Regions from separate parts of the Mus musculus genome. Here region 1 is linked to region 2. The links are chromatin loops, found by intact Hi-C in ENCODE. Cell type or tissue: heart. All regions are shown on one strand. Each heading gives the region's core, and the rest is flanking DNA. Links, peaks and the distances in the headings are about the cores only.

The links. Hi-C counts contacts between places; a loop is a spot of excess contacts. Peaks named below come from ENCODE experiments on the same cell type or tissue, not always from the same donor. Only the 100,000 strongest peaks of a DNase experiment are listed, where the experiment ranks them.
Region 1: a loop joins it to region 2, with 2.7 times the contacts of the local background. A loop is called at or near these places in 3 of 42 quality-filtered maps.

Annotation. Positions count from the first base shown.
Region 1 is chr4:100,002,653-100,013,765 of GRCm38, forward strand. No RefSeq gene overlaps it. Among named protein-coding and RNA genes, the nearest start is that of BC062258, 78 kb to the left of the region's middle. In heart, for the core only: a CTCF peak has its summit at 5,860 (motif pointing right); DNase peaks (open chromatin) are centred at 5,909, 6,709, 8,489 and 9,049; H3K27ac peaks cover 662 bases; H3K27me3 peaks cover 341 bases.
Region 2 is chr4:99,941,521-99,952,633 of GRCm38, forward strand. The region is part of intron 1 of Pgm1 (phosphoglucomutase 1); the gene reads left to right. Among named protein-coding and RNA genes, the nearest start is that of BC062258, 17 kb to the left of the region's middle. In heart, for the core only: a CTCF peak has its summit at 5,839 (motif pointing right); no DNase peak of the experiment used is centred there.

The DNA of each region.
Region 1 (11,113 bases), core at 1,579-9,578, 61 kb after region 2:
TGATTGGTGGGAGAGGACCCAGCTCATTGTTGGATGTGCCACCTCTGGGTTGGTGGTCTTGGATTTTATCAGAAAGCACTCCGAACAAGCCAGTAAGCAGCACCCCTCCATGACCTCTGCATGAGCTTCTGCCTCGAGGTTCCTGCTGTAACTGGGTCCCTGTCCTGACTTCCTTTAGGAATGGAATATGATGTGAAAGTGTAAGCCAAATAAACCCTTTCCTCCTCAACTTCATGGTGTTTCATCATAACAATTGTAACCTTAACTAAGACAGAAATGAGACAGAGACAGGAAGATCCCCAAAAGCTCACAGGTCAGCTAGGATAGTTTACCCAGTGGCAAACAGAAGAAATCCTATCTCAAGCCAAGTGGAAACTAAACACTGCCACCTAAGGTAGCTTCATCTCCACATGTCTGCTGTGACATGTAGACACTCACATTTACACATATGAACAGACATACACACAGAGAGAAAAGCTTCTGAGTAATGAAGGCCTGTTTCCAAAATGTCTTTGGGGTGGACACAGACATGGCCTCTGAAGGGTTAGAGTCTTGGGCTCTTCCACCCATGTTGCTTCTAAAGCAAACTGGCTTCTCCTGGAGAGACCATAGCCAGAACCGGTCCCATAAACTGGCATCTCATTTCCTGCTCACAGAGAACTGGAATAAAGAGGAGCAGCTGACTCTGGCAGACACTTCTCCAGCTAGCCTACAGCCTGTGACCCGCGATCTCTGCTCTCCTCAGGAAGACCAGACTCCCAGGTGTTGTGGTTAAGACAAGAACAAATGTGCTTCATTTGTTTCGCTGTCTGAGAATGAAACAGGTCCTCTGAATGGCCCCTGCCCAAACCCTTCCTCAGAGATAATCTCTAAAGAAGAAATGTGTCCTGAATTATATCTTCCAGGCTCCCCATTCCCAGGAAGGGCTCCGTAGAAGTATAGTCTGCAGAGTCAGATGGGCAAGACATATGGACATTTCTTTACCTTAGACCCTGGCTCTGGCCCCCATTCCATTAGATATCAGGAGTGATTTCTTTTCCCTTAAATTATCCTTCTCTCATCCATTATATAACCTCAGTTTCCCCTCCATCCAGTCCTCCCACCCACCCTTTACCTCCCCTCTCCCCCAGATCCACTCTTCCCCCTATTTCCCTTCAGAAAATAGCAGACCTCCAGGTATATTGGGCATAACAAGATACAGTAAAACTAGGCACAAACCCTCACACCCAGCTTTTTGTAAATTGGGAACTGACTGGCTCTCGTTGAAAGCTCATGGCAGTGAAGCTGCCATGATCCTTACTCTCATTTCAAATGAAAAGGCAGAGGCACAAAAGCTTAGGCAACCTGCTCAAGGTTATACTGAGCATAGGTGACTATGCCCTGCTCATGAATATGGGTCTCATGTAGCCCAGGCTGGCCTGGGATGATGACTTTGAATCCCAGGTGCTGGCATTGCAGGTGGGCACTGCCCCACCTAGTTTAACATGGGGCTGACACTCAGGGCTTTCTATGTAGTTAGCGCTCTACCAACTGAGCTACCTCCCCAGCCGATCTTGTTCCTACTCTAAGCTAATTCTCAGATTTCTCAGTCATCATTTGAAGCATAAATGAACAGGGGACTGAAACACTTTTCTGACCTCCTAACCTATTTCCTCTTCTTCCAGGTTTCACCATCACTTTCTTCACTCATATTTAATTTACCCACACCTTTGTGCTGTAATAATTAGTTCCAATGCCAGGAGTCATTCTAGGGATGTAGAGGAAAACAGATTAAATATGGCTGGAAATGATATACTTCACATTGCTATTAGGTCATAAAGCCTTTTTTCCCCACTTCATGCTGAGGTATTTTTCTCTTGTAAAACTTAACTTGTGAACAAAATGTTCCAGATAGTTTAGCTAAGTCCTGGCTTGCTTGCCATTGGCACATAGAGCTTGAGTCACAGACTGGGACAAGTCCTGATTAATGTGGTTAATTTTTTTTCTGTCAGTTATATAATGTGTCTGATGTGACCAATCCTAAGCATATGAACATGTGTCCCCTGTGTTTCAAGTGGGTCTTATTCTTAAAGACTTGTTTTTATTTCACAGGCATGCATGTCTACCTGTATTGCATGTGTGCCTGGTGTGCACCTAGGCCAGAAGAGGGCACTGGGTCCGTTAGAATTGAGCTGTCACAGGGATGATGGGAACAGGATCCAGGTCCTCTGCAAGAGCAGCAAGTACTCTGAACTGCTGAGCCAGCCCAAAGTGGGTCTTATTCTTGTCACGGCCTGCTTGGGGAACGACCTTGTAACTCTGCATGTTAAAACCACACAGGTAGAAGTATCATGCTACATGAGTTTGCTCATGCTCCATAAGAGAACTTTTCAGCCTTCTATCCTTATTTTCCTTAAAAGGAAACTGAGGTTCGGAGAGGCTGTGTGACTTGTGGGTCTGACTGGCAGGCAGGCAGTCGAATCTAGAGCTCCTTTTCAAAAACAGAGATACAATCATATATCAAGAAAAGTCAGCCCTTTAAAATGTAGAGTTTATTATAGTCACAAGTGGTGGGCACGCGTCCACTCTTACCCAGTTCAGGATCACTTTCTTCACTGTCACAACAAACATGGCGTCTCTTAGCCGTCACTCTCCGCTCTTAGCAGGGCAGGGCTCCTGGGGTTCACAAAGCTACTTCCATCCCTACTACGGGTTTGTCTCTGATGGACATTTCATATAATCAAGGTTTAAACATCTGACTTCTGTGGCTGTACAGCTCTTATTTTAATAAAGCTAGGGCTCTAGACTTTGGGCTCCCCCAAGAGGAAGCAGGTTTGTTGGAGTCCAAATGGAATTCCTATCTATGGTGGTGGAGCCTGCATTTCAAAACTGAGTGCTTCTTTGTCAAAGATCAGGTGACCATAGGTGTATGGGTTTAATTCTGGGTCTTCTTGGGAAGACCAGCAGTCTCAACCTGGACCCCTGGGATCTCTCAGACACTAAGCCACCAACCAGGCTGTACACACTAGCTGATCTGAGTCCCCCAACATGAATACAGCAGAGGACTGCCAGGTCTGGCCTCAGTGAGAGTAGATGCACATAACCCTTGAGAGACTTGAAGCACCGGGGAGTGGGGAGGCCTGTCAGGGTGGTGGGGTTGGAGGTGGGGACATCCTCTTGGAGAAAGGGGGAAGGAGGAATGGGATGAGGAACTGTGGGAGAGCAGACCAGGAAGGGAGTAAGGACTGGGCTGTTAAAAAAAAGTAATAAAAACTAAATAATATATCATCATAGCAAATAACAGTATAAAAATTGTGTGCAATAGTTAGAGGCTGCTCTGTCTGCAGTGAGCAATGGAAGCCTTTAGTTCACTGGCCATCTCAATGTACCCCTAGAGACAAACCCATGTTTATAAAGACATTTTCTGCCAAAGTCCAGGCCAGGGCAAACACTTGTAACCTATGACCTTTAATTGGCAAAGGATGTATTCTTTTATTTAGATAATTCAGTGTTTCTGAACATATTCATTCAGTGTTTTATTCCTTATTTCAGTACTGCTGAAGTGCCCTGTTGTGTGTGGATGTCAAGTAATAGGAGGAAAATCCTCAGATACATTTTGGACCTTGTCTCCCTCTCCCACATGACTGTTAACCATTTGAGCATCATGGCCATCTGAGGCTGGAAGACTTTGCCAAGGAGCTAACTGCAGCATCAGCCACACACTTAACTCTCATCTTCTTTCTGTTTCCTCCTTGTCTTTGGTCCATGAAGACATCTCATACTTTCCTGCAAGTTCTATTGTGCTCAAAATGGCTTTACTCTGGTCTTCTGTATGTGTGTGGCGCTGGGGACTAAGCCCAAGGTCCGTGTATACTCAGAAAGTGCAGTTACTGTAGTTTTTTGGGTGTTTCTGTGTAATCCCTAGGTAGGAAGGAGATGGTTGATTTGAACTAGAATCTGAAGTTCTCTCTGCTTCCATGCTCCCTCCATTCCAGTCTTGTAATAGCCAGTACGGTCTTTGTTTGTCTGTGTTGAGACAGAGGGTCACTATGAATTTGTAGTCCTGGGTGGCCTGGAATTCACCGTGTAAGATCATGTTGGCCTAACCTTGACACAATCTGTCTGCCTCTGCCTAGCAAAAGTTGTGTTTAAAGATGTACAAGGTCACACCTGTGTGGTCTTTTTTTTTTTTTTTTTTCAATCTTTGTTTTCTTCTTGTATAATAACCCTTCACAGAACTCTGTCACTGTTGTTTTGTCAGGCGACAAGTATAGCCCATCTTTACCAGTTTCTCTTCTGCGGTCCGCCTGCTTTGTCTTGGTGGAGACTCCTCCCCAAGTCTTATGATCCCAAGACTATCGTCAGCCACAGCACCCACGTTTTCCTGCCTTTACTCTCAATCATACACAAGTCAGAGGGGTGGAGCATGGCTCAGGTTAGACCTCGTCCCTTTTGATGACCCACCACACACATTGGCTCATCAGGTATGTACATGAACCAAAGAGTGCCATACTTTGTCCTTCATTTTTATCCTCCCATTTTGAGATAGCAGGATAAATCTCTTTTCCTTTTGGATCATACTTAGATTGTAAAGATAGAGGCCTGGCAAATATCAGTGACAGTTTTCTTACCAGACCAACAGAATCTGTTAATGAAAGAGAGAATAAGTCTAACTAAGAAACAGAGAGACAGTGTTGGAGAGATGGCTCAGCAGTTAAGATTGCTTGCTGCTCTTGCAGAGGAACTGAGTTCTCTTCCCAGCACAACACAGGGCAGCTCAAAACCACCTGCAACTCCAGAATCAGGGGATGCCAGAGATCAGATACCTTCTGACCTCTGATGGCATCTATTCACACATGCACGTGCATTTACATACTAAACAGAAAAAGAAATACAGAAACAAATGGAGACAATTAATTAGTAGAAAAAGAAAGTCTTAGTGGCACTATCTAAGCTCCTGGATCTAGCCTTGCTTGAAGTTTGAACACCAGAATTTAGAGTTATAGAAATCAGTGCATTATTTTTTGAGCTAAAACTATTTTGTGATGAGTTTTTGTTACATGTTTTTAAAAAAGACTTAATCATGGTAGGGCAAGGCCCTCTGTGAACTCCGTATTATCTTATCTCTTTTCCTGTTTTTTCAATGATCAACCGTACAAATCTTCTCCAGTTCTTGTGCTGAGCCAGGATCCCCGTGTCAGAGCCTTCACACTATCCGATCTTCCACTCACCCTGTGACCGTGTGACTAAGTGTCTGGATATAGGTCATGTTCTTACTGAAGGCTTCCCAAGCTGTCTGACTGTGCAGGGTCTCCCCTCCCCCATGGTGATTCCTACTTGAGCTTTTCCCCATGAGCCCACCACAATCAAGATGAACAAAGCCCTCCACAGTGAGACTGTTTCTTGTTTATAGTCCATCTTCTCCACTCAGCTATGAGCTTCAGGAACTTAGAAGTCATTTATCCAGGAAGCGGTAGGTGAAACGGGGTCTCAAGCTGCCCTAGAACCTACCTTAGGTTGGCCATGATCTCTCCCTGACTGCTAGAATTACACAGATGACGACTCACTGTGCCTGCTGACAACTACTTAACTTAGCTTCACCTCAGCCATGCTGCAATGCGTTTAGCATGTAACAGCGCATCATAGGAAACAGGGGTTCTGTTGATATTTGTCAGTTGAAAACAAAAAGAATGAATATCTGACTTGGACGTTTTTGGTTTCCATGAGATTTGCTAGCCCGTGGATAAACACAGGCAGTGCTGATCACAGTGTCACCACAGAAATCTCCATAAAAAGAAGAGAGCAGCCTCTTGCCTCACTCATCTAGTCCTGGGCTTTCTGCTGATTTCTGTCTGCATACCAGAGTGGCCCTTGCTCCCAGGAGATGGCAGTGTTGTATAGCCTCTGGTTTGCCCAGGCTCTTAAACAAGACTCCAGCCCTGGGAGCTATCCGGTTGGAGCTGGACTTTGCCCTTTGCAGCCCTGGAACACCAGTGAAGGCTCTCAGAACAGAACTGTGTGTGTGTTCAAAAGAGCAGAGCCTTTGTTCCAGAGACAGACGTGTCCAACTCCAACACAAGCAAAGTCCTGATTGATTCATCTGCTTTTCTGTGTGGTTTGAGGACTCCATCTATCTGAGGGTAGCTCAAAAGTGCCCCCACCCCCTACCTCTGGCCCCAGCTTGTCTCAGAAGACAAGGGTCAGATCATGGAGTTGCTACCTCTGGGGGCCGTGGAAGATTCTCCCTACTCGTAATTTCTAATTTCTGCCTGAGATGTGGAAGTTGCTACAGTGAGTATAGACTGAACCAATTACCCTCACATGTGGTCTTGGATCAGTCACCTAAGATGTGACCTTGGGCAAGCTCCTTGTTCCACCCCCACTCCCCAATATTAACACTGCCTGCTTTGCAGATATGTGATTACGTAAGTACTCCCCCCCCTCCCCACACCACTACCACACGCATAAGGATGAGGGTGTGAGGAAAAATCCACAAAGTTTTTGCTAGAAAAATTTTAAAACCAACCTTCTTCCTAGCCACTTCTTTTATCCCCAGTGTGACTGTAAAACCAGATTACCAAGTGCCTGTGGTCATTGGACCACATCCCAGTCAGGTAAGCCATGTCACCAGCCCGGCCCACAAGGCGGCTCCGGCTGTTCCCCAGGGTGGAGACCAGGTGCTTCTGGGATCCTGGTTTCACCCGTCCCAGAGGCCTTGGCTCCTTTTCAGTGCATTTCTGCCTTCTGTGGCAGAGCATCTGGGCTGTCGTGCTGGAAGCATTTTGGCCTCGTCTTGGGCCCTTATCTCAGAGCTGTGTGAACCCCATTCCTGCCATGTCAGAACCCATTAGAGAGCCCTCTGCTGAGGCTTTTGAAGGAATAATCTGCCTATAGAGGGAAGGGGCTGTGCCAAACCAGGCCAGATGGAGTAAGTAATGAAGGCCCCAGATTAATCTTGCTTGTCTCTTCTTTCCCACACGAAGGCTCAACCCTAGCGCTTGGCAGTCTCAAGACAAATTACACTTGTCAGCTTCAAAGAGTAAGTTCCCTTCCAAGCCAGATTGTTTGTGTTCTCTCTCTCTCTCTCTCTCTCTCTCTCTCTCTCTCTCTCTCTCTCTCTCTCTCTCCATCTTCTCTCCTGAAACAAGCACTGGAGTTAAAATATGCCTAGGAAAAGTGATATTTTTCCATGGCTCTAAAAAAGGCTTCTTTTGGGCATTTACACTGTGTTCAACATTGAGGCCTCACATATACTCCACGTCCATTCTCATTAGATCCCTAATATACGATGAGTGCAATAGCCCCATTTTACAGATTAGGAAAGTGAGGTTTAGAGACAATGCCTGGGTCAAGGACATACAGCTAGTGAGTTGAGAACAAAACTCATAGCTAGAGCATGAACACATTCCCGTCTCTGCAGTTAATTTCTCTGAAATCTTGACCTCCAGGGAAGCCAAGAATGTAGCCTCTTCTTTTCTTCATTGTTAAAAATTCTCTTGGAATCATGGGCTAAGGTAAGGATTAGGTTTCCAGAAATACATATGCCAAGGAACATTCTAAAAACAACTCCTTGGTCATTAAGATATTTAGAAAGAATAGAGCCATTGATTCCCTCATAGACGCAAAAGTCATGTGAGCAGCAGAGAGATCCTCAAAGTACAGCCAGGTGTGATGGCTCATGATGTGACCCCAACACCAAGGAGGCTGGGCGGGAAATTTGTGTATGAGTGTGAGTTTAGCCTGGGCAACACCATGAGATACTTTCAGAACAAATGCAATTGCCAGGGGTGCTCAAGCAAAGAAATTCAGTGAACCCCGTCATATTCACTGGTCCCCCCAAGACCTGCAGCCCAGTCACGTTCCTTTAGGCATACCCAGGAGCGTCCACGGAAGGAGCCGTCATAGCCAGTCTGAGAGCCTTGCCTTGCACAGTCCTGTGTTTGGATTGTGCAAACACACAAGCAGTGCTTGGGAGTCCGTAAAATGCAGTCTGTGTGTGTGAGACCCCTATATTCCTAAGTGACTAAGAGAAGCCTGGCTCTCATCTAGAGAATAAATAAACTAAAGTTAGGAGGCCAGGTAGCACATCAGGCAGGCATGCATCTTTCAGATGCCCAGTTTCTGAGCAGCATCAATGTAGGTATTGTGCACCTGGTGGGCTAAATTAGAAGGGCTGGACATGCTTTTCCTTTGCTCAAACAGTTCTGGTCCCACACCTAGGTACAAGCATTGCAGGGACCAGACTGCCATCTTGAAGCTGTATACAAGTCTACCTAAATGGTTCCTGGTCATTCTTCACCAGGAAAGAAGTACTTCTGGGAGCCATTGCTTTCACTTTCAGGTTATCAGTACTGAGCTCTACCCAGCAGCCCCCACACTTTCCAGGCCTTTGCACTGAACCCAGTCCTAGCAGCCACACTCCTTACCACATGCTCACCACACCCCAGCCTCCCTCCCTGGCCCTATTTTCCACTTCACACTAGTGCCTCCCACTGGCTGAGTCCCAGCAGAATCCAGTGGACAGAGGGGCCCAAGGGCTGTCTGTGAAGAAGCCTTAGGATGCAGAGCCAATCAGAAACAGAGAAATTGGGCATCAGAATGTGTAGGCAGATGAGAGCCCAAAAGCCTGGCGCCGTGTGAATTAGGGTATGGACAGTGTTCCTTACAGACGGAACAGGAGATGGAGGTGAAGGGTGGGGGCCTTAGACCTTAGGTTTGGCCCCAAACTGGCCTTCGCATGATTCTAGCATGCCTAGCTAATGTGTTCCAGCAGCACATAGGAGCCTGGTTGTGGGCAGACCCCAGTGCCTTTCACGACTCACTCCACACATACATTTATACCATCTCCCCATTATTTGTTCTTTTCCTGGAAGTCTCTAATGGTTCCAAAGACCTTAGTTTCTTAGAGACTAAAAAGTAAAGGATTTATACAAACCCAAGGGAGAGCTGAGTATAGCTTTAGTTCCTTTCAACCGCTTCAGGATCCTCTCCTTAAGGGGACTTGGCCCTCCTCTTTGGTTTTGGCCCAGGCCCTCTCCTGCTTGCAAAATCTCTCATTACTCATTTCCCTGAAGGCCAGTGCAGGGTGCTGCCAAAAGGAGGATCAAAGTCCAAGGGAAGATCTGCACAACTCTTCTGGGGGGGTGGAATTGTAAGTATTGGTCTCAGGTGGAAACCTAGGCATTCTAATTATCCTAACAGGCGGGATGAATTAATGAGCAGTTACTGAATAGCTACTGTGTGCTGGGACGCTGGCTCACTGGACAGCAACTTGCCCCTCCTTTTATTCCAGGCAATCCTTTCTCAAAGACCACTGAGATGTTGCCTTCCTTCCTGGCTTGAGTCTACAGATACTTATGTGCCGTCTTGGGATGCAACAGTGACTACAGTCAGGCACAGTCTCTGCCCTTAAGGAGCCTCAGTTTGGAAAGTATGTCAGAATATTGCAGACAGAATGCTATTATTCTTTTATATAGATTAGAAAATCATTTCTCATACTTTGGTGTCTGTGAAGGCCCTCCTTATGTGTCAAGACATAACAGAGGGCATCACAGGGTGACGGAAGAGGGCAGAGACAAGAAAAGACTTGGCTCAGAGCATAAAGCTATAGGCTCATTGTTTCCAGTATGCTGGTTGGCTGATGAACTCCTGCGATCCCCCCACCTCTGGCCCCCAACACTGGGGTTACCAGTATGCACAGCTATGCCTGCTTTTTATGTGAATGTGGGGTTTTTCAATTTAGCTTTTTGCGCTTGCAGAGCAAGCATTCCCACAAAACAAGCCATTCCTCTGGCCCCCCTGGGTCAGCCATTTTATTATTACAGATGGTAAGAGCTGGAGTGGTTTCTGTATGTTAAAAGATAAATCAAGAACAGCTTAAGAAGGGACACGGAGTTGGTGGCAGAATGAGCTTGGGAACTCCGAAGTGTGACTTTATCCAAGGTTCCTTTTCTGCACGGCTCCACCCACTTTCACAGGTTTTTCTTTATTACTATGTATATTTTGCTATTAAGTCTTCACCATCTCAGAAGAGCCATCAATTAATGGCCCAGCGTTCACTACTGGTGACTGTGTTTTTTTTCATTCTGAGTGGCTTGCCGATGCTGAGGATGAAGTCAGTGTGTTGGTGTATCAAGGCTATACCACTGTCGGCAGGAACTTGGGAAGCCCCGGTGAGTGACACCAAGTTCTGGGTCCTAGGAGTCAGCAGTAGTTTTCCAGGAATCAATCTGCCAAAACTATTTTATGGGTGCCCAGAACAGGAATGGGCAGGCTCAGGATCTGGGCAGAAGCAGGATGGGATTGTTATCAATCCAAAACAGAGATAAGGATGTAGGCTGAGTTGGATTCAAAACCCTCAGTACCTCACAATCTGAAAATGAAATCCTTTTTACACATGATTAAGTTTTTAAAAGAGTCCATTTGGATCCAGTGTGACTAGTGTCCCTATAAAACAGGGGCTATTTAGATGTAATGCAGAAGTATTAAAAAACAATAACAGGTGAAATATATTAAAGTAAGTCAGGATTCTCAACTGGAGTCTTGTTCCTCTCTAACTACAGCTGTCAATCCACTTTCTTTACTTCAAAGCCATCCTTAGATCAATACATTTCAAGTTTATGTCTCCTTACCGGTTGGGACATCTTCTGGATATATGCCCAGGAGAGGCATTGCGGGGTCCTCCGGTAGTACTATGTCCAATTTTCTGAGGAACCGCCAGACTGATTTCCAGAGTGGTTGTATAAGCTTGCAATCCCACCAACAATGGAGGAGTGTTCCCCTTTCTCCACATCCTCGCCAACATCTGCTGTCACCTGAGTTTTTGATCTTAGCCATTCTGACTGGAGTGAAGTGGAATCTCAGTGTTGTTTTGATTTGCATTTCCCTGATGATTAAGGATGTTGAACATTTTTTCAGGTGTTTCTCTGCCATTCGGTATTCCTCAGGTGAGAATTCTTTGTTCAGCTCTGAGCCCCATTTTTTAATGGGGTTATTTGATTTTCTGGAGTCCACCTTCTTGAGTTCTTTATATATATTGGATATTAGTCCCCTATCTGATTTGGGATAGGTAAAGGTCCTTTCCCAATCTGTTGGTGGCCTTTTTGTCTTATTGGCGGTGTCTTTTGCTTTGCAG
Region 2 (11,113 bases), core at 1,390-9,389:
TGTAACGTAGGTTAGTTTCCTGTGACTGCTGAGACAAATGACCACTAGCTGAGGGCTTAAAAAACAGAAATTTCTCATCTATTTTTGGAGGCCAGAAGTCTAAAAGCAAGATGTTGGCAGCAGAATTAGTAGCCAGAGGACCCTTCTGTGACCCTTCTCACTTTGGGTAGCCCAGGGCTTCCTAGCACATGCCTAGTCACTACTTCTGACTTCACAAGGCCATATTCGTATGCCTGTCTTCTTTCCCACCCCGGATTTCTATGCTGGGGAATTCGGCTCTAGGCCTGAAGTATGCGGTTTACTGCTATGCCACGCCCTCTTTCCTCTTCTGTTGTCAGAAGGACTCTTGTCCTTAGATCTAGGGCCCACCTCGGTAATCCAGAAGGCTCTTATCTCAAGATCCTTAACTTGTAAAGTCATTTTATCAAGCAAGGTCACCATCCAGCACAGGCTCTGAGTGAAGAGTGGGGGGTGGGAGAGACCACCATTTAATCTACTACAATTAGCATGTGATGGGAACCCAGAGACACCCCCCTACCTCCCCACATACACACACTTCTGCTGCTGCTTTGATGGCACCAGACCAGGACTATCTGTCACATGAAGCAAGCAGCGGTCCTTCACAGTGTCCCTGTGGACTGCCTCTGACGTAATGCCAAATAGAAGACAGGCCACTGGGTGGCACCCTGCATTGCACTAAGAAGTAGCTCATAGAATGAGTTGGAATTGACTTGGGTTCACGCTGTAGTTTCAATTTCCTGTGAAATGTTATGAGCTCTGCCTGTCATCTCTCAGGCTCAGAGTCCTCTCCTGTGATCAGGGGTGAGTTCTGATCTCTAGTGAAGAGTGTCATGGGAACGGGTTGAGTTCATAGGCTTCTGAATGCTTGAGGAACTCGGGGTGCAGCCTGAGCGCCAGTTACCATGGTCGTCATTGAAACTGTACTTTTGATTCAGGCAAGCCACTCCCTGGGCTGATTCAGTCCTGTCCCAAACAGCAGAGCCCATGTGATAAAGCCTCAGGTGAGCTGAAGAGCAGCTCAACAGCCCAGACTCTGGGCTTCTTGAGGAGGAGGGGGGGATCTTTATCATAGCTACTTCCAGGTTGAAGGGGAGGCTCCCAGGGAAAGGTGAGATCCAGGGTGGGGGTGGGGGGAGCTGAGTCCTGAAGTTGTCTCTGGGAAGGGACACACATGCACTCGTGTGCACAGTAACACACACACACACACAAAACACAAATATACTAAAAAAAATTAGATTATTTCTTTCATTTCATTTTATTATAGTATGACTTCAGAGTCAGCCTAACACAAGAGTTTGGTTCCTGGATACACTGTTCATTACCGGATGTTCTGTTTAGGGTTAGTTATAAATGTCCTTATTGTGGGGGAGGAGAGATGGTGAAGCTCAAACCCAGGCGTTTGCATACTAGGCCAACACTGCAACTGAACTAGAGCCCTAGCCCCTTGAATTTCTTTTTACTTATTTTTCAAGTTAGTATGTCATAGCGTAGTTTTTAGGAGATTAAGACGATGAATAGACAGACTGCCTGGACAAGTCACACTCAGGCTTTGTCGGCTGCCTCAGTGGGTAGGTCAGGGTTCCGTGGGAAATGCACTGGATACTGCCAAGGGTCCCGCAGCAGTTCCCACCTTCCTTCCCAGCCTGGCTTCTCTTAGCAGATCTGCCAGCACCTAGCAGCACACTGCACACTGTCGACCTGTGTGTTGCAGAGCACAGGTGTTTTATCCCGCCCCCGGCTTCATGCAGGCTCTCGGGGTGGGAGAGGAGCCTATTCTGGGAAGCTAGGTTCAGACGACAAGTCTAGCAGTCTTTGGTCTGACACCTGGCTATCTCGTCTCAAAGGTGCATGCCGGGCAGTCCTGATGTAAGCAGGATTGTCCCGGAGCGTCAGGGTTTCTTTCGTACACAATGCCGCTGCCCATTAGGATTCGAGGACAGTTGTAAGAAGTGGCCAGAACAAAGAAGAGGTCCCCTTGTTCCCAGGGCCTCTCTTGAACAGTTTTGGAAGCTTTCTGTCCCTTAGACAGTTACCTAGCGGAGCCTCAGTGCCTGGTTATGTGGTAATGTGCTTTGGGAACACTCAGTTCTATCCATGTGGCCATGAACAAAAGACATTTTTTTCTTTTTCTTTTTTTCATGACTGACTAGTGGTCCATTTTGTATCTGTGTGACAGTTTCCCTATTCATTTGCTCTGGACTCAGGTGACCTGGATCTTGGCTTTGGTGAATAGTGGCTGTCTCTCTTCCATTGCATTTATAATCAGCACTGGGATACTTGGGCCACACTGCTCTACTCACAGTGTTTTGAGGCGCCTTTATATTAATTTATGACGGTGATACCAATGTGCATCCCCACCTACAGTGAGTAGCAGTTTCTCCATCTCTGCAGCCTCACCAACATACACAGTCCCTGGATTTATTTCATAGACAGGCCAACCTTCAACCTGGTCCTGGAATTAACTTCATGACTCTGAGGGGACAGAGAGTTTTGGAGACTTAGGCCAGCAAACCCAAAAGGCTGTTTCGGAGTAGGGCTGGTCGCAGTATTTGTCCAGTGACACGGAAACTCCAGAGGTTTGCTGTAGCTGTTGTTTAACTAGCAGGCTACATGACATGAAACAGGTCTTCATCTCACCTGATGTCTTCAGTAAAGCAAGCTTCTGAACTTGGGTTCATGGTCCAGATTGGTATTGTAGAATGAATTAAACTTGAGTAATTAGGTAAAATACATAATTTACAGACGCAAAAGAACCACACTGAAAACAATTACACAGTCCAGCTATTTTTCTACAGATCTCCCTGAGACATGCCTATATGCGTGTATATATAAACACATAAACAAATAAATATGTATACACTGTTTTAAAGACAGTCTTACTGTATAGCCTTGGCTAGCCTGGAACTTGAGGTGTAATCCTTGAACTCATGACAATCCTCCTGCCTCCGCCTCCCAAGTGCTGGGATTCCAGGTATATGCCGACACACCAGACTTTCTCTGACATTTGTTGACAAGTCTAGTAGGATACAGTGTCTGCTGTAACCCTTCCCTCTGGTTTGCCTTGGTGTGTCCTCTGTGTAGTTCACTTTTTCTACCTCACTGGAACCATGAAGGCCCCTTACCACTTGTGCCTGTGATCCCTGAGGCCCTGCTCAGGAGTGGAGCAAGCTGAGCCCCACAGACCAACCAGCTGTGCTCCCCTCCCTGCTGCAGATTCTGGTTTCAGTTGTTACGGTGCAGGTCTCATGTGTTCTAGAAACCAGTCACATGCCAGTTCTCAGGCAGGGTACCCTCTACAGATGCCTGAGTTGTCTGTGAGAGGGAGGAAGTTTCTTAGTGGTTATTCTAAGAAGGGGAAACCGTTTGACTCCCTAGGAAGATGCTCATGTCCATCAGCTCCCCCAGTAGTCTCAGAGGGCATTTGATGCTCTCACATCAGTAGTTCAGTCATTCAGGGATTTGCTTTGAGCAAGCCCATTCCAGGTACTGAGTCAGGAAGCAGTGAGAAAGACAGGAAGCTTCCCCTTAGAACCTGAGCCAGCATCCAGGCTGACACTTGGTGGTGAGGAGCGAGCACTCTGGGGCATAGGAAAGGTACATGGGAGCGGGCTGGGGAAACCCCAGAATGTTTTCACTCAGTCTGCCAACCCTCGTGCAGAGAGCCCAGCTACCCCAGAATAGGACATGCCATTTTAAATTACCGCTAACTTACGTCAATTCTCCAGAGTTTCTAGAAAAAGGCATCACGCACTGTTGCGTCAAACAACACTCATTCACTCTTGTAGTTTCAAGTAGCAGCCCTAAGGGTAAGCTGCTGCTGCTTCTTCTTTCCCTTTTCCTCCCTCCTCACCAGCTCCTTCCAAGCCCAGATCCTCACGTATGCCAGGCAAGCACCCTTCCACTCTAGGGATAGCCACAGCCCGTGATGCTCTTAGGAACCCTAGAGAAGGCTCTACCCTGGCTCCCTCCTAGCTCCTGTCACTTGGTGCTGCAGCATAGCTCACATTCTCTACCTCTGTCCCCATGTGGCGCACTTCCTTGTGTCTGTCTCTGTCTTCAAATCTCTTGCTCCTTATAAATATGACAGCCACTGATTGGATTTAGTGCCTGGCCTAATTTGATAACACTTCAATTTCCTCATCCGTAGTATAGGAGTAGTAAGAACACCCACATCATGGGTTGTTATTATGTGTGCCAGGAAGCCTACGTGTACTGTTAGGCACAGTGCTGGACTTCACATGAGTTCATATGACCTCAGCAGCTTGAGAGAAAAAGCTGTTGGGCCGCTGTATAATAGGTGAGGAACCAGATTGGTACCCTCAATACTACTTAAGTACTAAGTAAAGCCTGGTAAGAATTTGAGTTGGATCCCTTATTTTCACTATACTGAATTCCTCAAAGTAGATGGTCCTCAAAGTGCATAGTCCATGACCCTAAGCGCACTAATCCATGATGTCCAAAAGAAGTCATTCAAGCAACGATGTTGTCTTCAACAACTTCTTTGTCGTCTTCATCTTCGACTCCATCTCCGCCTCCTCCTCCTCCTCTTCTCTTCCTCCTCCTCTTCTTCTTTCTCCTCCTCCTCTCCCTACTCCTCCTCTTCCTTCTTCTTGCTTCTTCCTTCATCGTATCATCTGCATCACCATCATTATTTCTATTGCTGTGATAAGACACCATGACCAAGGCAGTTATAGAAGAAAGGGTTTATTGAAGGCTTACAGTCACAGAGTGAGTCTGACCATCATGGTATGGAGCGTGGCAGCCAGCAGGAAGACATGGTGCTGGAGCAGTGGCTGAAGCTTACGTAACGTCCTGACCCACAAGCACTAGGCAGAGAAAGCTAAGTGGAACCTCAAAGCCCACTCCCAGTAACACACCTCCTCCAACAAGGACACACCTCCTAATTCTTCCCAAACAATTCCACCAACTAGGGACCACTATCCAAGCATAAGCCTATGGGGGCTGTTTTTATTCAAACCACCACAGATGCCGCCCTTTCAGAATTTGTTTATTTTATTTTGAAACAATATCTCACTTTGTAGGCCATGTCGGCCTTAAACTCAGTAGGCAGTCCAGGCTGGTCAAATTAATGGTGATTCCTGAGTCTTAACCTGTTGAGTGCTATTGAGTTGCAAGCACACAACCATTGTCCCTATTTTACAAATAAAAGATTGAGATCAGAAAGACTATAGAACCAGAATGGGGCAAAGTCAGGGCTGGACCCAGGCTGGTCTAATCCAGAGCCTTCTGGGTAGAACAAATGAGTGCTTGGTTCAGTCCTAAGCATTCCTTCTTCCATTTTGATTTTCCATCCTCCATGTTCCTTCTTCCTGCCTCCCATAGTGCCTGGGCCAATGCAGAAGTTGAGAGAGTGTTTATCCCACAAACCATCTCTTCCCTGGCTCACATCAGATGAGCTAGAAAGGTGAGATCAGGCCTTCTCAGTACCTCTTGATTTTTTTTACTGTGTGTCCAGGCAGCTATGATAAGCACTTCCTGTATTTTCTTTATGTGCTTGAACTTCCTCAAGGGTATTTGCTCCCTTACTTCACACTGATTCTCCACTGGAAGGCAGTTTTCCTTCTCTGGAGCCACCTTTCTCCAAAGCTGGCCTGTGCAAGCATGAGACTATCCCAGAGTAACAGTGTTTCCCGCTTTGTGTTAAAATCTTAATGATTTGTGGACCATAAGGAGACACAAAGGGGCCTGGTGAACTGGGCCCTGCTATGTTTAGACAACACAGCAATTCTGGGAAAGAGAACTGCACCTCTGTCACCCCAAGGCTACAGCACATTTGCCTGATTTTTCTGTTTCCTACCACAAGAGGGAAACATACAACCACAAATGATTTGAAAATAAAGCAATTCTCTAACCAGACTTGTGGGTGTGGGTGTCCTTTATCTTTTAAATGGATTCATACTAACTGTACATCCTTATGGGTCACAGTATGGTGATTCAATGCATATGTGCAGTGCTCCATAACATTTATTATTTCTTTGTGATTGGCAGCTTTGGAACTTGGCTCCCCACCTCCCCCCCACACACCCCCAAAAAAATCCAAGGGATTTTAGTACTTAACTCCAGGTAATAACCAGAAGGCGCACACTTAGACTAGTGCATCTTTAAGTTGGAGAGATTGAGTTCAGCCACAGGACTAAGAATGACATTCCTGTAGGCCGGGGTTGCTGGCCATGTTCTTCCTTCTGAGCACACAGTTCCAGTGCAAGTTCCTAGTGAGCAAATTTTACTCCAGCTTTTGACATGTCTTCTCTCTACCAAAAAGTTCTCAACGGATAAGGGAGACAGTTGCCTGCTCCTCTCTTCCTGTTTGCTTGGAGGCCACACTAGTCAGGTCTGACTTCACAGAGGCTCATCACAAAGTTGAGTAGATGCTGGTGGTTAGCCCAGTGAGACTCCACTGAGCCACTCTGAGGACCATAGCATGATGCTGAAGGCTGCTGGGAGCTGGGGCTGCTGGGAGCTAGGGCCATTGGGAGCTGGGGCTCCTTGGCCCCACAGTAGATGTAGGAGGAGCATAGACAACAACTCTTTGATTCTTATCTCTGTAGCCCATCTCCTTCATGTTCCTCACCTTCTGTGGACTCATTTGTCTGCATAAGGGTTTGTGTGTGTGTGTGTGTGTGTGTGTGTGTGTTTGTGTATGTGTGTGCGTGCACACCTATGACTCTCTGTGTACTATTTTATTTAAACATTATTGATCCTGCATTTCAGTTTTATAAATCACATCTTTATGGTTTTTTTTATAAGTCACTGTTGACAAGCAACAATGAAAACACTCAAGTTCTGTGATCTAATGAAGGGACTCAGCAGCCGCTTTAAAACTCACTGCCCAGGTCAGCTTCTGACTGGTTCTGACATGGGTTTGGATCCTCTGTTAGTAGCTACTCTGTGGTCAAGTATTGCAATGAACATTTTACATGCTTTTCTTTATTGTGTTTTAGAACTCTTTTTGAAACGGATTCTCCTGTAGCCCAGGCTGGACTACATAGTTGAGGATGGCATGAGGTTTCTGATCCTCCTGCCTCCACCTCCAAGTGCAGGAAGTGCAGCTTCTGTGCTGCCACACCCTGCTTCTGCAGTACTCAGAGGCTGAACCTGGGACTCTGAGCATCCGAACGGAACTAAATGCCCAGTCCTAACTGCTAGAACTGTGAAAAGGAGTTTCATTAACCTTGGTTTGCAGAGACTCTGAATAATGAATGCACTGTTAATTGTTTATATTGTATTAGGCACTGTGAGTGTCCTGGAGGTTTCTTTTCTTTTTTTTAATTAGGTATTTTCTTCATTTACATTTCCAATGCTATCCCAAAAGTCCCCCATACCCACCCCCCCACTCCCCTACCCACCCACTCCCACTTTTTGGCCCTGGCGTTCCCCTGTACTAGGGCATATAAAGTTTGCCTGTCCAATGGGCCTCTCTTTCCAGTGATGGCTGACTAGGCCATCTTTTGATACATATGCAGCTAGAGTCAAGAGCTCAGGGGTACTGGTTAGTTCATAATGTAGTTCCACTTATAGGGTTGCATATCCCTTTAGCTCCTTGGGTACTTTCTCCAGCTCCTCCATTGGGAGCCCTGTGATCCATCCAATAGCTGACTGTGAGCATCCACTTCTGTGTTTGCCAGGCACCGGCATAGCCTCACAAGGGACAGCTATATCAGGGTCCTTTCAGCAAAATCTTGCTAGTGTATACAATGGTGTCAGCGTTTGGAGGCTGACTATGGGATGGATCCCTGGATATGGCAATCTCTAGATGGTCCATCCTTTTTGTCTCAGCTCCAAACTTTGTCTCTGTAATTCCTTCCATGGGTGTTTTGTTCCCAATTCTAATTAGGGGCAAAGTGTCCACACTTTGGTCTTCGTTCTTCTTGAGTTTCATGTGTTTTGCAAATCTGGAGGTTTCTTAATATGTGAAGGTATATACAGGTTATATGGAAATGGCACCCTTTCATATAAGGGCATCTGTAGATTCTGGGATTCCTTGCACAACCTGTCTACACGTGAGATGGGTGTGGACTCCTATCTTAATGTTACAGATAAAGACATGGAAGCACAGGGGAATTAAGTAAATGTTGTCCAAGACTAGTCAGCAGAGCCTGGAAAGCCGATCCTGCCAGTCTGGCCAGAAAGTCCATTCCTTTCAATGTCTAATGGGATAAACGTCTAGTATACTCCAAGTTCTCTTGAGTGTCCTGTGAATGTTTATAATTCTGATAAATCCTCTTTTTTAAAGTTGTGATTGCGATTCTAAATAAGTTGGCCCTCTGCCTGTTTCCGTTATAACCACAAGGTGACATTTAGGTGAGGTAATAGCCCACAGTCCTTAAATGTGTTTAAAATACAAACTATATTTACATTTTCTATAATGGATCCAAAGACATTAATACTGATGGAGTATCCCTAATTTTAAAAATAACAAAATCTAGAATGCTTCAAAAATCTGATACATTTGAGCATCAATACAGTAGCACATATGCAAAGTTCCACATGGGTTTCATATAGCCAATCACAATGATCGTAGGTACACTAAAAACTTTGTATAAAGTTGCCCTCAGGCTGTGTGCAAAAGATGCATATGAACAAAATGAATTTACATAGACCTAAATTTCATCCCTAAGACATCTCATTTTATATCAGTGCAAACATTCCAGAATTCAGAAACATCTAAAATCTAAAACCCTTCTGGTCTAGAGAATTTTGGATAAGAAGCACTCAACTTGTACTGTAAATTTGATTTATTTTTATGCAAGATATACTTGGCTATCCTGTACTTTAGTCTAAATGTACATTTTTTAAATGCCCAGATAGGGGCTGTGAGTGTAGCTGAGTGTGTAGTGTTTGCCTAGCATGCTCAAGGTCGGGGGTTTGATTCCTACCACCCATCCGTTCCCTTGCTCTGAGTAATTAGCAGTTACTTTTCAAGCTGAATGAGGGTGATGCTGTGAGCTGGATGGAGGGCATGCTGGCCAGGGACTTGAATGTGGAGCCTTCCTGGCCTAGAATGTCAATGCCATGGAGAGCCTCCATGATTTCTGCTCACGGCAGGTATTTCCTACTGGTCATGTCTGATATCCTGAACCCCTACACAGTCCAGAAGATACATCTAACCCATTTCTTCTTGATTCTGTTTTGGATTCCTTTCTGATTTATTCCTCACAGATTAAGGCCACACACAGTACCTTAAGATATGTAAGTGGCACGGTGTTAGTACTGCTTGACTATCCCTCCCTGTGTATCTCCTGACTGTCAGAGACAGTTTTACTGATAGATATGCTTGAGATATGATGGGTCTTTTTCCTTTAGTCCCTTAATCTGCCTCTCTCTGGTTAAAGGGCTAACTGGCTCTGGCTTTGTATACTTCAAAGTCTCAGTTCTAGAGTCCAAGACCTGGAGACAGGAGCAGTTCAGCGTTGTAACCCTGGTCATCATGGACTGGAGTCAGAGTCCTCTGGAGCAGGGTAGGGGGTAGTTCTCAGAGAATGGATAGAAGCTGAGGTGTGGAAAGGGGTCAGAAACAAAGTTGCTTAGGAAATCTCTTCCTGTTGGAAGACAGAAACCTCTAGACTCTGGCAAGCTCAGGGACTCAGAGTTAAAAGTATATTTAGAAGGCCAGCAAGGGCTCAGTGTTCATCAGGTTATATCCACAAGGACCTTCAGGGCCACTCCAGCTAAGGAAGGTATGTTTTTTTACCAGCTTTGCTTGGTCTGCTAGCCTTGGTCTACCAGCTTTAATTTGCCAGTCTTAGATAATCTGGTATCTCTTTCTGCAAGCTCTTTCATATACTATTGCTAGCCGGTCATGTTTCCCCAAACATGGTGGTTTATATGTCCTTCCTGCCTTAATTCCTCACACTTCTCTGATACTTACAAAAGTAGGTTTATGGGTCGTATAGCTCCATGTCTTACCCCAGGTCTTTTCCAGGGCTCACCCTTGGGATTGCTACTGCTCAGAGACTCAGCTCTGTAAATGTTCCTTCCGGGACAGTCTGTTGGCCACCACACCATGATGGCTTCCTCCTGATGTGACTTCTTTTCAAACAAAGACCCACTCACCCATGTTTTTTGTCCCTGCCTCCACGCAGAACGTGGAATAAGTGGTAGTGAGTATCTTTCCATCATTTCCAGAGGCTTCAACGCCCAGGAGGAGGAGGATCTTTCCCCTGCTCTTGTGAGTGAGGCAGATGTTAGGATCTCACGCTAGCGATGAGCCGAGGTTTGGGATGGGCTAGTCTTCACTCACGGCTTCTTGGATGCCATGTACAACACTGGATGTCTTTATGATTTACTACCATTTCAGTTGAGTGCAAGCTGCATCTTGCAGGCTCAGTTCAGTTCAGTGACCTGTCCCTGAGTGCACTTTCATACCTTTGAGAGTCATAGCTTTTGGGCCTGGTTGTGCCTGTCTCCTAGTCCTCTGCACTTCATGGATTGCCATGTTACGCCTGCGTTGGCTGGAGAAATGAATGGCCTTTCTCCACTGCTGTGGACCAATACTCTGGGCTCATAGTGGTAAGAATTTTGGGCCATGGCAAAAGTAGAGAGCTATGGGCCAGTTGTTGGGTACATCCTGTTGCTTTTAGCTGAAGGAGAAGCTGGCTTCCTAGGCTTTGCACCCAAATCAGGGTTAGCACTTCTGTCCCTGTGACCTTTCTAAAAACTGAACCCTGTGAATGGAAGCATGAACCCATTTGAGCCCTAGATCTGGTGCTTGTATGAGACCTAGACATAGTAGCTAGTTGTCCAATAAATATGTGTTACTGGAAAGAAAGAAGAAAGGAAAAAAGGGAGAAAGGAAGGAAGGAAGGAAGGAAGGAAGGAAGGAAGGAAGGAAGGAAGGAAGGAAGGAAGGAAGCCAAAGAGGGAGGGAGGGAGGTTTCCAGCTTGCGGATGAGAAAGGGATCCGGATCTTTGGGAGGCCAGGAGTGAAGGGGTTCATAACTCTGCCATTGTGAAATTGATTGGGCCCAAGACCAGTATGAAAGTTCCTTGTCTGAAGGGAGCAATCCTTAAATCCCCCATATGGTTTAAATGTAATCTGTGTCATTGTGAAGGAGTACTGGCAACGCAGGCG